Regions from separate parts of the Homo sapiens genome. Here region 2 is linked to region 1. Evidence: read pairs that join two places in POLR2A ChIA-PET (ENCODE). Cell type or tissue: PC-9. All regions are shown on one strand. Links, peaks and the distances in the headings refer to the core of each region. The heading gives the core; the rest is flanking DNA. Region 1 overlaps LINC02391 (long intergenic non-protein coding RNA 2391). Region 2 holds the start of CLLU1-AS1 (CLLU1 antisense RNA 1).

Region 1 (5,503 bases), core at 221-5,220:
ACCACACCCTTGTTTAAAGATAATTTAGAAAATTGGAATGGTGATGAAGGGGATAATTGCTGGGGTGCAAATTACATCAATTTCTACAAACTTGTTGCCAAATTTCAGTTTATTTGGATAAAAAACAACTTGGAGTTGTAATGTTACCAACATGCCTGATAAATCACGTGCTATGTTAAGTATTATAAACATTAAAATGATAAGCCTGCACTTCTCACAAGAAGGCCATCATTAGACTAAATGATAAATTAGAAATGATCCACACCTTGGCCAGTGGCAGAACACAGGCAGAACCCAGGGCAAACCATGTTGTATGAACTTTAACTAATGACAACTTGCACTTGCATTTCATTTAAGAAATTATAGCATCTTCCCACATATTTTCTTTGTTCCTCTCGGTGAAATGTCAAATAATCCCACAGAAACACTTTTTCTCTTTTTCCCACGTTCATAGTGGTGTTCAATAGCTTGGGCTCTTACATCGAATTACCTGATTGTATTCATTGGGTCCTCCATGAAACAGATGATAAAATGGGATAAAATATACAGGGATTTTTTTTTTTTTTTTCAGAGAAAATGCCAGTGTTGGAGAAAATGGGAGAGGAAGCTGGAAAAGCCTGGGGGAGTTATCATCAGTGATACATGTCTGACCCCAGGTGAAGGAGGGAGGGAGGGAAGGTTGGGTTGAAGTGTCCTAGACTATAGTAAAGTCCAGGAGAGATTTGGCAAGGATCTTGAGGAGTTCTTAAAACAAAGTTAGCTGTCAGAGGACCCCGTATTATCAATGAACAAACTTATCATAGTATTCCCAGCAATGGGTTTCAGTGAGCAGTAGCTGGGTCCCTTAATCAATAATGCATCCTGTAGTTGGAAGTCTATGAGGCATAATTTCAAAGGTGCCCCACGGTTTCTATCCTAGCTCCGCCATTAATTGGCTGTTATTCTAGCAAGTTACTCTGCCTCTCTTTAAACCTCATCTTCTTCATTTGTAAAGTGGTAATGCTAGTAGTACCTTCTCTGTGGTGTGGTTTAAATAAGATAAAGAATGTATTGTTGTTTTTCTCTGGGGCACCTGGATCCTGACTGTACCAACTGCTTTCAACTGATTGGTCTGTGTTCAGGCTGAAGTCCTGGGCTGAAATTCATAGATGTTGTGTTCTAAAAGGAAATGCTTACTAATCTCATTCATCAGAAAGAATCTGAAATATTTTATCTTCTGACTTTTGTATATACATCTCTCCTTTTAAAAATGAAACAAATAAACTTACAAAGAACAAAGATATAATAGACTGGGAACAAAATAAACAGCCTCAGGCACATGTGGCACTATACCAGAAGATCTAACATTTGTGTCATTGGGGTGCTAGAAGAAGAGGAGAGAGAGTTTGGGGTTGCTAAAGTACCAGACATAATAGCTGAAAACTTCCAAAATTTGACAAAAGATATAACCTATAGAATCAAGAAACTGGGTTAACCCCAAATAGGATAAACCCAAAGAAATCTATATCTAAAGCACATCATAATCAAACTTCCAAATATTAAAGACTAGGAAGAAGTCTTGAAAGCAGTGACGGAGAAACAACAATTTACCTAAGGAAGAAAAACAGCTCAAATGACAGTGGAGTTCTTATCAGAAAGCATGACAGAAGGAAGTGGTACAACATTTTTCAAGTGCTGAAAGAAAAGAGCTGTCAATGCAGAATTCTGTATCTAGTGAAAATTTCTTTAGAAATGAAAGGGAAATCAAGATATTCTCAGATAAAGGAAAACTAAGAGAATTTTTTTTTTTTTTTTTACCAGCAGGCCTTCTCTAGAAGAATGGCAAAAGGAAGTTCTTTAAACAGAAAGGAAATAATAAAATATGGACCTTCGAATGTTAGGAAGAAAGAGAAAATATGAGAAATGTTTATTTATAAAATGTGTGCAATGAGCAAAAATATGGTTAAAGACAATGGATTGCTTCTTTTCTTGGGTCTTCTAAATCATGTTTGATGGCTGAAGCAAAAATTATAACAGCATCTTATGTGGTTCTAAATGTATACTGAGGAAATATTTAAAACAGTTACATTTTAAGCAGGTAATGAGGGACATACAGCTCAGAAAGGAAGAAATAACACTTCCCCTATTCCCAGATGACATGATTTCCTGTGTAGAAAATGCCATGGAATCTAAGCAAATAAACAAACAAACAAAACAATAAAAGATCCCACTAGAATCAATAAGTGAGTTTAGCAAGTTTGCAGAATACAAAAAAGCACACATGAGAAACATCAGTTGTCTTTCTATATGGTAACAGTGAACACATGAATACCAAAATTAAAAATACAATACCATTTACAATCAACCAAAAAATATGTACTTATGTATACAGGAATTATGTGTTGAAAAATACAAAATGCTGATGAAAGAAATCAAAGAAGAACTAATTAGAGAGAGACATACCATATTTATGCATTGAAATATTGACATAGTGAAGATGTCAGTTCTCTTCAAATTGATATACAGGTTTAACGCAATTCCTATCAAAATCCCAGCAAGAGTTTTGTAGATTGAGACAAGACTATTTCTAAAATTTAGATGAACAAACATAGGAATTAAAATAGCTAAACCAATTTTGAAAAAGAAGAATAAAGTGGGAGAAATCAACTCCCTCATTTTAAGACTTACTATAAAGCTACAGTAATTAAGACTGTACGGTATTGGCAAAGGGCAAACACATAGATCAATGGAACAGACCAGAGAATCAAAAAATAGACCCACAAAAATATGCCCGATTGATTTTTGACAAAGGTGAAAAAGCAATTTAGTGATGGAAAAATAGCATTTTCAACAAATGGTGCTGGAGCAATTGGGCTTTCATGAGCAGAAATATCTTGACCTAGCTCTCGCACCTTATGCAAGAATTAACTCAAAATAGGTAATGGACTTAAATGTAAAACACACAAAAAAGTCAAGTCTTAGACTTGACACCAAAAGCAAAGTCCATAATAGAAAAAAATAGGTAAATTAGATTTAACTAGACCTACTCAAAATTAAGCCTTTTTTTCTGTGAACAACTCTGCTAAGAGGATGGAAAAACTAACTACAAACTTGAAGAAAATAGTTGCAAAGCACATAGCCAACAAAAGATTAGTATGTGGAATAGATAAACAACTTTCAAAAGTTAACAGTAAAAGACAAACATCTAATTAGGAAATTGACAAAAGATATGAAGAGACACCTTACTAAGAAGATACACAGATAGAAATTAAGCACATGACAAGATCTTCAACACCATTAGCCTTTAAATGAAATCAAGACCTCAATGAGATATCACAACACACCTATCTCCTTATATGTCACATGTAAACTCTTAGTCTAATAGAGAAATAAAAGTATGGAACATTTTATAAGATATATAGCATATGATAAAAGACAAGTACATAAGCCAGCACTAAGCCTGTAGTGAGTGTGTACTATTTGCCAGATATCCTATGTGTTTTATCTCAGTTTACCCTGACAATCCCTTGAGGCAGTAATGTAGAAGATACATACTCAATATTTTCTGGTTAAATGAATAAGTAATTTCATCTCTGAATGGTTGAATGAGTGGATGGATGTTTGGAATTGGTAAAGGGTAGAACAATGTAAAACATTTTAAGACATAACACAGGCTGGGCATGGTGACTCATGCCTGTAATCCCAACACTTTAAGAGGTTGAGGCAGGTGGATTGCTTGAGCTCAGGAATTCAAGACCAGCCTGGGCAACATAGTGAAACCCTATCTTTACCAAAAAAATGCAAAAAATTAGCCAGGCATGGTGGTGTGCACCTGTAGTCCCAGCTACTTCAGTGGCTGAGATGGGAGGATCACCTGAGCCAAGGAGGTTGAGGCTGCAGTGAGACATGATCACACCACTGCACTCCAGCCTGGGCAATGAAGTAAGACCCTGAAAAAAAAAAAAAAAGACATAAGGCATTTAGACATATGAGGCTAAGGGAGCTTATTTCAAGAGATTTCTGATCATAATACCAATGCCATAATACCAACTTATAGGACCAGGGAAGAAAGATGCAGGCAAGTCAAACAAAATCAGAAAAATTAGTCACCCCTTGAAGTTGAACATTGTAAACAAGAACTCCTCAAAGTAGTACGCATCCTTGAGAATAGCACATATCTTCTTGGTATAAGTACATGATAAAGACATTTCAGTTAGAACTTTTCTGTTAACTGCTGCATGATCATTTGCAAGGCTATGCATCTTTGATTTCTCAGAAACCTGGCTAACCACCCCTAGGAAATCAGCTATTGTTTCAGGGTAGCAGGGAATCCACAATAAGCTTCCTGACAAGGAAGGCCTCTAATGGAGCTGTGCATCTACTGGCATGACCATTTGCCTGCCTTTGACCCTTGGCAGGGATTTGACCTCCAGCTTGAGGTTTCTATTTCCTAGCTTTTGACCAGGGGTAACCACACTTGACCTCTGGCCTCAGTGTGATCTCTGACTGCCAACCCCCAACTTGGCTTTGATTGTTCTGCACAATCTGTAGTCCCCCAGGGTCCAGAAAAATCTCTTCCACTAGCTCCCACCAGCTGTTACCACCTTTGTTCTCTTTCTCTCCTCTAGTCCTGGCCAACTGAAATCTACAGCCCCTAACAATGGAGGGGCCCCTCCACAGTGCCCTGTGTGCTGTCTCTGATCGATTGCTAATAATTATCATGATAAGTCCTCGTTTTTCAAAATGCTAACCATGCTATGACTTGCAATATCTCATTTAGCACTCAAGAATTCCATGAGGAGGATATTATTTATCCCTGTTTCTGAAGATCAGGACACTGAAGCTCAGCAAAATTGAAAGTAACTTGTCCAGGTTCACATTGCCAGAAAGATTTAGGACCTGTTCTTTTTACTTCAAATCCATTTCCCAAGCTTTCTATTTATTAAAGATCCTCCTTTGGATATCCAATATTGGTTTGGGTACTGAATATCCTCACTGTGAAAAACCTCTGTTTGTTTTAGTTTCAAAAGCTGTTATGTTTTTCAATATACCAGAAAATTCTTGGGCAGACTTTAAATCCTTTCAACCCTCTTATCTAATAAGAGCTGTGACAACCAGTTCTATGAAGTTTTGACCAGCTTTAGCAGGTGCAAGCTGGCATACTTCACCTCAACTTTCTGACAGTCAGCTTTGGATGTTTGTGGGAGTCCACATCACTCACACTTGCACAATCCAAAAGTACTGGGGATCTAATACCCTTGATCACTGTGGGGTGGGAGCCAGTGAATACCACTTCCCCTTATATCATCCAATGGATAGCTCCCAAACACATCTGCTAAGCCTCCTCAAAAGATCCTGCAACAAAGCTGGAAGCATTCCCCTTGAAAACTGGCACAAGACAAGGATGTCCTCTCTCACCACTCCTATTCAACGTAGCATTGGAAGTCCTGGCCAGGGCAATCAGGCAAGAGAAAGAAAGAAAGTGCATCCCAATAGAAAGAGAGGAAGTCAAACTATCCCTGTT
Region 2 (5,260 bases), core at 1-5,000, 170 kb before region 1:
TGGCACCTTCCCCTTCTCTTTCTCCTGCTCTGGCCATGTAAGACATACCTCCTTCCTCTTTGCCTTCCACCATGATTGTATATTTCCTGAGACCTCTCCAGCCATGCTTCCCGTACAGCCTGTGAGCAAAATAAGTGTTACTGTCTTAAGCTACTGTTTTGGGATGTTTTGGAAACAGTGAAACATGATCGAAACAGGTTCTGAGAACTCGAAACTAGATGCTGCTATAATGAAACCTAAAACATGGGTATTGCTTCTGGGACTAGTTGGTGGGCAGAAGTTGGAAGGGGCTGAAAGAGATTTTTAGTAGAAGCTTGGTAGACCTTGAGGAGGCTATTGGTAGATTGTTACTGAAAACTGGAGAAAGGGATCCTTGTTATGTAGTGGCAGAAAGTTTAGCAAGATTGTCACCTACAGTGACGTGGAAAATACAAATATACCTAATAAACTGGTAGATTGGGCTAAGAAAAATTCTAACCAGAATGTTGAAAATGCCAGGGAGTTTCTTTTAGTCATATATAATAAGTGTGTAGGGAGAATGAATTTTAAAAAAAGGAACTGTTACATTTTCAGGAAAATTTTAAGATAATCTATTAAAGATCCAAGATGTTACATTCAAATATAAAACTATTTCTCTTTGTCAGTCTCTCCATAGAGCAGGGGATTCTCAAATTAAGAAAAGGTGTCAGCTCAAAGATCAAACTCAAAAGCCAAAGACCTTTTGTTTGTACCTTAGAAAGATATAAGGTAATGTCTCATAAGCCCTTTGAAACAGAGTTCCTCTAAGGATCTAAGCATATGCTAGGCATATTCTCTCAGTAAACAATGAGTCTTCTAATAATTTTAAGGTTATGTGGTCCCATCACAGCCTTACAGGGATCTCAGGTAGAGAATGGCTTATGTCAAAGAGATTCTTGTCTAATGGAGTATTCCCCAATAAGAATCACAGGAAGTCCTGGAATTTTAAACAGAATTGTACAATCATATTTTGCCAGCTTGAACTTAAAGGAACAGAAATAGTATTAAATGAAAAGAGGTCCAAGAACCAAGAACCTGGAGGGAAGACCCAAGAGCAGTAGGGAATCCAGGCAGTAGGACTGAGACCTAAAAAAAGACCTGCTTGTGTTTGCTGTCTGGATATCAGAGTTGCTATGAGCCAATGACTGTTATGTGCTCTCATTTTCCTCTATTTAAAACAAGAGTGTCTGTAGTGGCTGTCCTATGTATACTTTACCATTGAATATTGCGTATGTAGGTTGCAAATAACTTGTCTCTTAGTTTACAAGTCTTCAGATTGAGAGGATAAATACATAAGAAATCTCACTTGAAGAGCTTCATCTGTACCTGCAACTGAGCCTTCTAAGAAGAGAATGTAGGAGTGTATCTTGCATGTATATATAAATAATCTGCAGCCAGTAAGTGGACTTTAGAATTTTAAAACATGTCTACAATTTTTAAAAACATTTTTCTTAATACAGATGAAGTCTAATTCCTATCCCCTTGAATATGGGGTGACCTTAATAATTCACTTTTTAAAAATAGAGTGGGATGGAAGTGAGGCTACATTAATTCCCAGGCTGGGTCTTACACAGTAATACAGTGTCATCTTGGCTCTATCTTGAAATGCTCACTCTCGCACCGCAGCCGCCTTGTGGTGAGGAAGTTCAGGCCACAAGGAACCTCCCAGGGACCCTAGCACTCAGCCCCAGCTGAGCTCCCAGCCAAGAGCCAGCACCAACTTGGCAGGCATGCGAGTGGGCCATTCTGGAAGGGCATGTGCCAGTCCGTCAAGCCTCCCCCTGCTGATACCACATAGGGCAGAGACAAGTCTTCCCAGACAAGCCCTCCTCAAATTTCAAATTTGTTTGCAAAATGAATGTTGTTACTTTAAGCCATCAAATTTGGGGTAATGTGATGCAGATCAATAGTAACAGGAATAATTTCCCTTCACATACATACAATTTTAACTCCATCCTTACAATGCCAATCTGTAGATAAACATTTTATGATAATGAATAAAAATATAGAGAACTAATATGTAGCTGGCATTTATTGATAAATTAATATAGGCTGGGCCCTATTCTATGTGCTTGACATGGGTTAGCTCAGTTTATTCTTACAGCTCTCTGAGGAAAATACTTTTATTATCTTCATTTAATGATAAGAAAATGGAGGCCTGGAGAGATTAGGTAACTTGGCCTGGACCATACAACAAGAGTGCCTAAGCCAGAAGTCCAGACATTCTTGTTCAGGAGTCTATGGTCATTATTCTTTGTGCTTCTTATAACTGGGATCTTCTAACTTTAACTATTTCACTTATCATTAACACCAGACAGCTCTTTGCTTTCAGAACTCCAGCCTTGACCTTCAGTTGACAGAGCTTCTTGTTCTTACTTGGCAAGTCACAGTCTAAATGTTGTCCATAAATATAAGATTTTCTCAGGTCAGGGGTCAGAGAACTATGGCCCATAAGTGAGTTCTGATCTGCCACCTGCTTTTGTAAATAAAGAGTTAAAAAAAAATCCCATAAAACAGCCACATTCGTTAGTTTATATTTTGCTTATGGCTCCTTTTACACTACATGGTGATTTGAACAGTTATGATAGAGACCATAGGGTCCACAAAGCCTGAAATATTACTATTTGGTCCTTTTTAGAAAAGGTTGCTGACCCCTGACTTAGATCACTGAAGATCCCTTTATGCTGAATTCGTGACATGTTATACAAAGGGTGTATATACGTTAGAGCTGTAGACAGACCTGGACTAAAATCCAGCTCTGTTACCTAACTGTGATCCTGGGAGAATCTCTTAATATCTCTGAATCCTAATATTCTCTTTCAAAAAGAGAACGTTAAGACCTCTGTCTTAATTGATACATGCTAAGATATTGACACATAAACAAAATATTATTAATATGTTAAGAAATTTTACCAATCTTTTGTGATTAGGTCAAAATTTAGGGGACCATGTAATCAGAGGCCACAAAATAAAAGATGCTTAATAATAACAACCATTTGTAACTGTTGGGGTATGTGAAGAGAAAACAGGCATAAACTTCCGTTAGGTGTAAGGCAGAGGTGGGAATTGGTCAGTAAAACTCTGACCAATGGAGGTGAAAGTCCAGGTTGTGAATTTCCTTCTATAGTCTGGATTGTAAAAGAAAAATCCTTCAGGCAGAGATAGCTTCATAGGAAACAGTTTTCCAAAAATCAATTTCTGATTGATTAAATGTCAAGATTTGAAGGAAGAACTTCTGGTTGCTTATCGAGCTAAAGGAATAATCCTATTTTCCCCACTATGACTGAATATATTTCTTTGAGAATATGAGTAAATTTAGAATCCCAAAGGTAGAGTGATTTGACCTGATTAGAAGTATTTTTTTTTCCATTTTTGCACCTAGCAGAAGCAGCTGTCAGCAGGTTAGTTATGTTATCATTCCAACCAAAATGGTTTAATATTTTGGCGGTTGGATTTTTTAAAGTTGATTTAAATAGCTGAAATGGCCAGTTGTTTTCAGGTCCTTAGAGAGGTGAGCAGTCACATTCTGGTTTCTTGGGAGAATTAAGAGAACTGTGTTTTGGAAGGGAGATTTTGGGGGCAGTTAGTCTTTTCTGTCATTCTTGCTGGGAGATCTGTCCTTGGTGCGATAGTAATGGAATCTGAGCTCCTCTGAGCTCCCAGGTGAGGCAGGTCATCCGTGCAGATATTCTTGTATATCTGGCTAAGTAGGGGGGTGAACCAGAATAGTGGGAGAGCCTTTGCTCTGATAAATGAATGGTGGGCCTGTCATGCACACAGGGTGTAAGATGAGCAAGGAGATGGATGCTGGGGCTTGATGAGGCAGGTGATGTGGGAAGCAGCTGAAACGCCCAGGAACTGCTGCGCAGATTCTGATTTTCTTCACTTGAGTTTTTTTCTTTCCTTATTTTCACTTGTCACACACATAAAGGGCAGCGAAATGCCAACCTGACCCAATGAAAGGCCTGGAGATATGAAACTGTAAAAGAAGATAATGATTAAGAACATGTGGAGATGACTGGAGACCCTTGATAATTGTGCTTCACTTTCCTGTTTAACCTTTTAACTAGAAAAAGGCATTCATCTAACAGACATGGTCTGCTTAAAGGAAAAAAGAAGGAAAGAAAGAAAAACAAAGAGAAAGAAAGGCAGAAAGAAAGAAAGGAAGAAAGAAAGGACAGAGAAGAAAGAAAGAAAGAAAGAAAGGCACAAAGAAAGGAAGAAAGAAAGGAAAGAGAAGAGAAGAAAGAAAGAAAGAAAGAAAGAAAGAAAGAAAGAAAGAAAGAAAGAAAGAAAAGAAGAAAGAGAAGGAAGGAAGGGAGGGAGGGAGGAAGGAAGGGAGGGAGGAAGGAAGGAAGGGAGGGAGGAAGGAAGGAAGGAAAAAAGAGGGAGAGAAAATAAGTTTTTCTCAAATCATATAGGCACATTTTTTTACATTGTATCACACCAATTTATCAGTTCCTTAAGGAAATCACAGAATCTAAAAGTGGAAATTTCCTTGGAGGTCACTTTGCCCAGATTTGTACTCATGCAGAACTCTTTTATGTAACTACCTCGGTAGGTTCATTGATTCATTCAACAATATTTCTTGAGCATGATCACTAGATATTGATCTAGGCACAGGGCTGAACAAAAGAAACGAACATTTTTGCCTTCATGTAGACCTGCTTATATTCCAGGGCCTATGCTTGATCATTTCCAGTTATTGAGAGCTGTCAGTTTAGATGCAAGTAAATCAGTTCTTAAGTGTTTAACAAACTCTTTTGGAGCAGCATTTTAAGCACTTTACAAATACAGTAGTAACTCATTTAATGCTCACAGTAAGCCTATAAAGTAAACACTACTGTCATCCTACCCCTTCTACAGATGAACAAATTGGGGCACAACGAACTTAAGGAATGCCTTAAGACTGCCACTGGTAAGTAACAGGGGTTAATTAGAACCCCACAGTGAGGGTCTACAGTGAGGACATGGAGTGCAGTGTTCTAGTTAAGAGTCTGCTCTCTTAACCACTAGGCTACACTGCCAACATTTGTTTAGCTTATGTTCATGATTTGGCTCTATTTCTGCTGGTATTGGCATTTCCTTTTGTTTTGTTCTGAGACGGAGTCTCGTTCTGTCGCCCAGGCTGGAGTGCATTGGGGCAATCTCGGCTGACTGCAAGCTCCGCCTCCTGAGTTCACACCATTCTCCTGCCTCCGCCTCCCGAGTAGCTGGGACTACAGGCGCCCGCCACCACGCC

The links. Peaks named below come from ENCODE experiments on the same cell type or tissue, not always from the same donor. Only the 100,000 strongest peaks of a DNase experiment are listed, where the experiment ranks them.
Region 2: POLR2A ChIA-PET joins it to region 1 with 15 read pairs; 3 of 35 experiments call an interaction of 5 or more read pairs at or near these places.

Annotation. Positions count from the first base shown.
Region 1 is chr12:92,255,647-92,261,149 of GRCh38, reverse strand. It overlaps LINC02391 (long intergenic non-protein coding RNA 2391), which reads left to right. Exons shown (of 5, transcript XR_007063404.1): 4 at 572-656; 5 at 1,804-1,887. Among named protein-coding and RNA genes, the nearest start is that of LINC02391, 110 kb to the left of the region's middle. In PC-9, for the core only: no CTCF peak of the experiment used is centred there; no DNase peak of the experiment used is centred there.
Region 2 is chr12:92,427,771-92,433,030 of GRCh38, reverse strand. CLLU1-AS1 (CLLU1 antisense RNA 1) reads left to right here and starts at 32. Exons shown (of 3, transcript NR_144319.2): 1 at 32-121. It overlaps CLLU1 (chronic lymphocytic leukemia up-regulated 1), which reads right to left. Exons shown (of 2, transcript NR_027933.1): 2 at 2,029-3,997. RefSeq lists an enhancer at 1-140. In PC-9, for the core only: no CTCF peak of the experiment used is centred there; no DNase peak of the experiment used is centred there.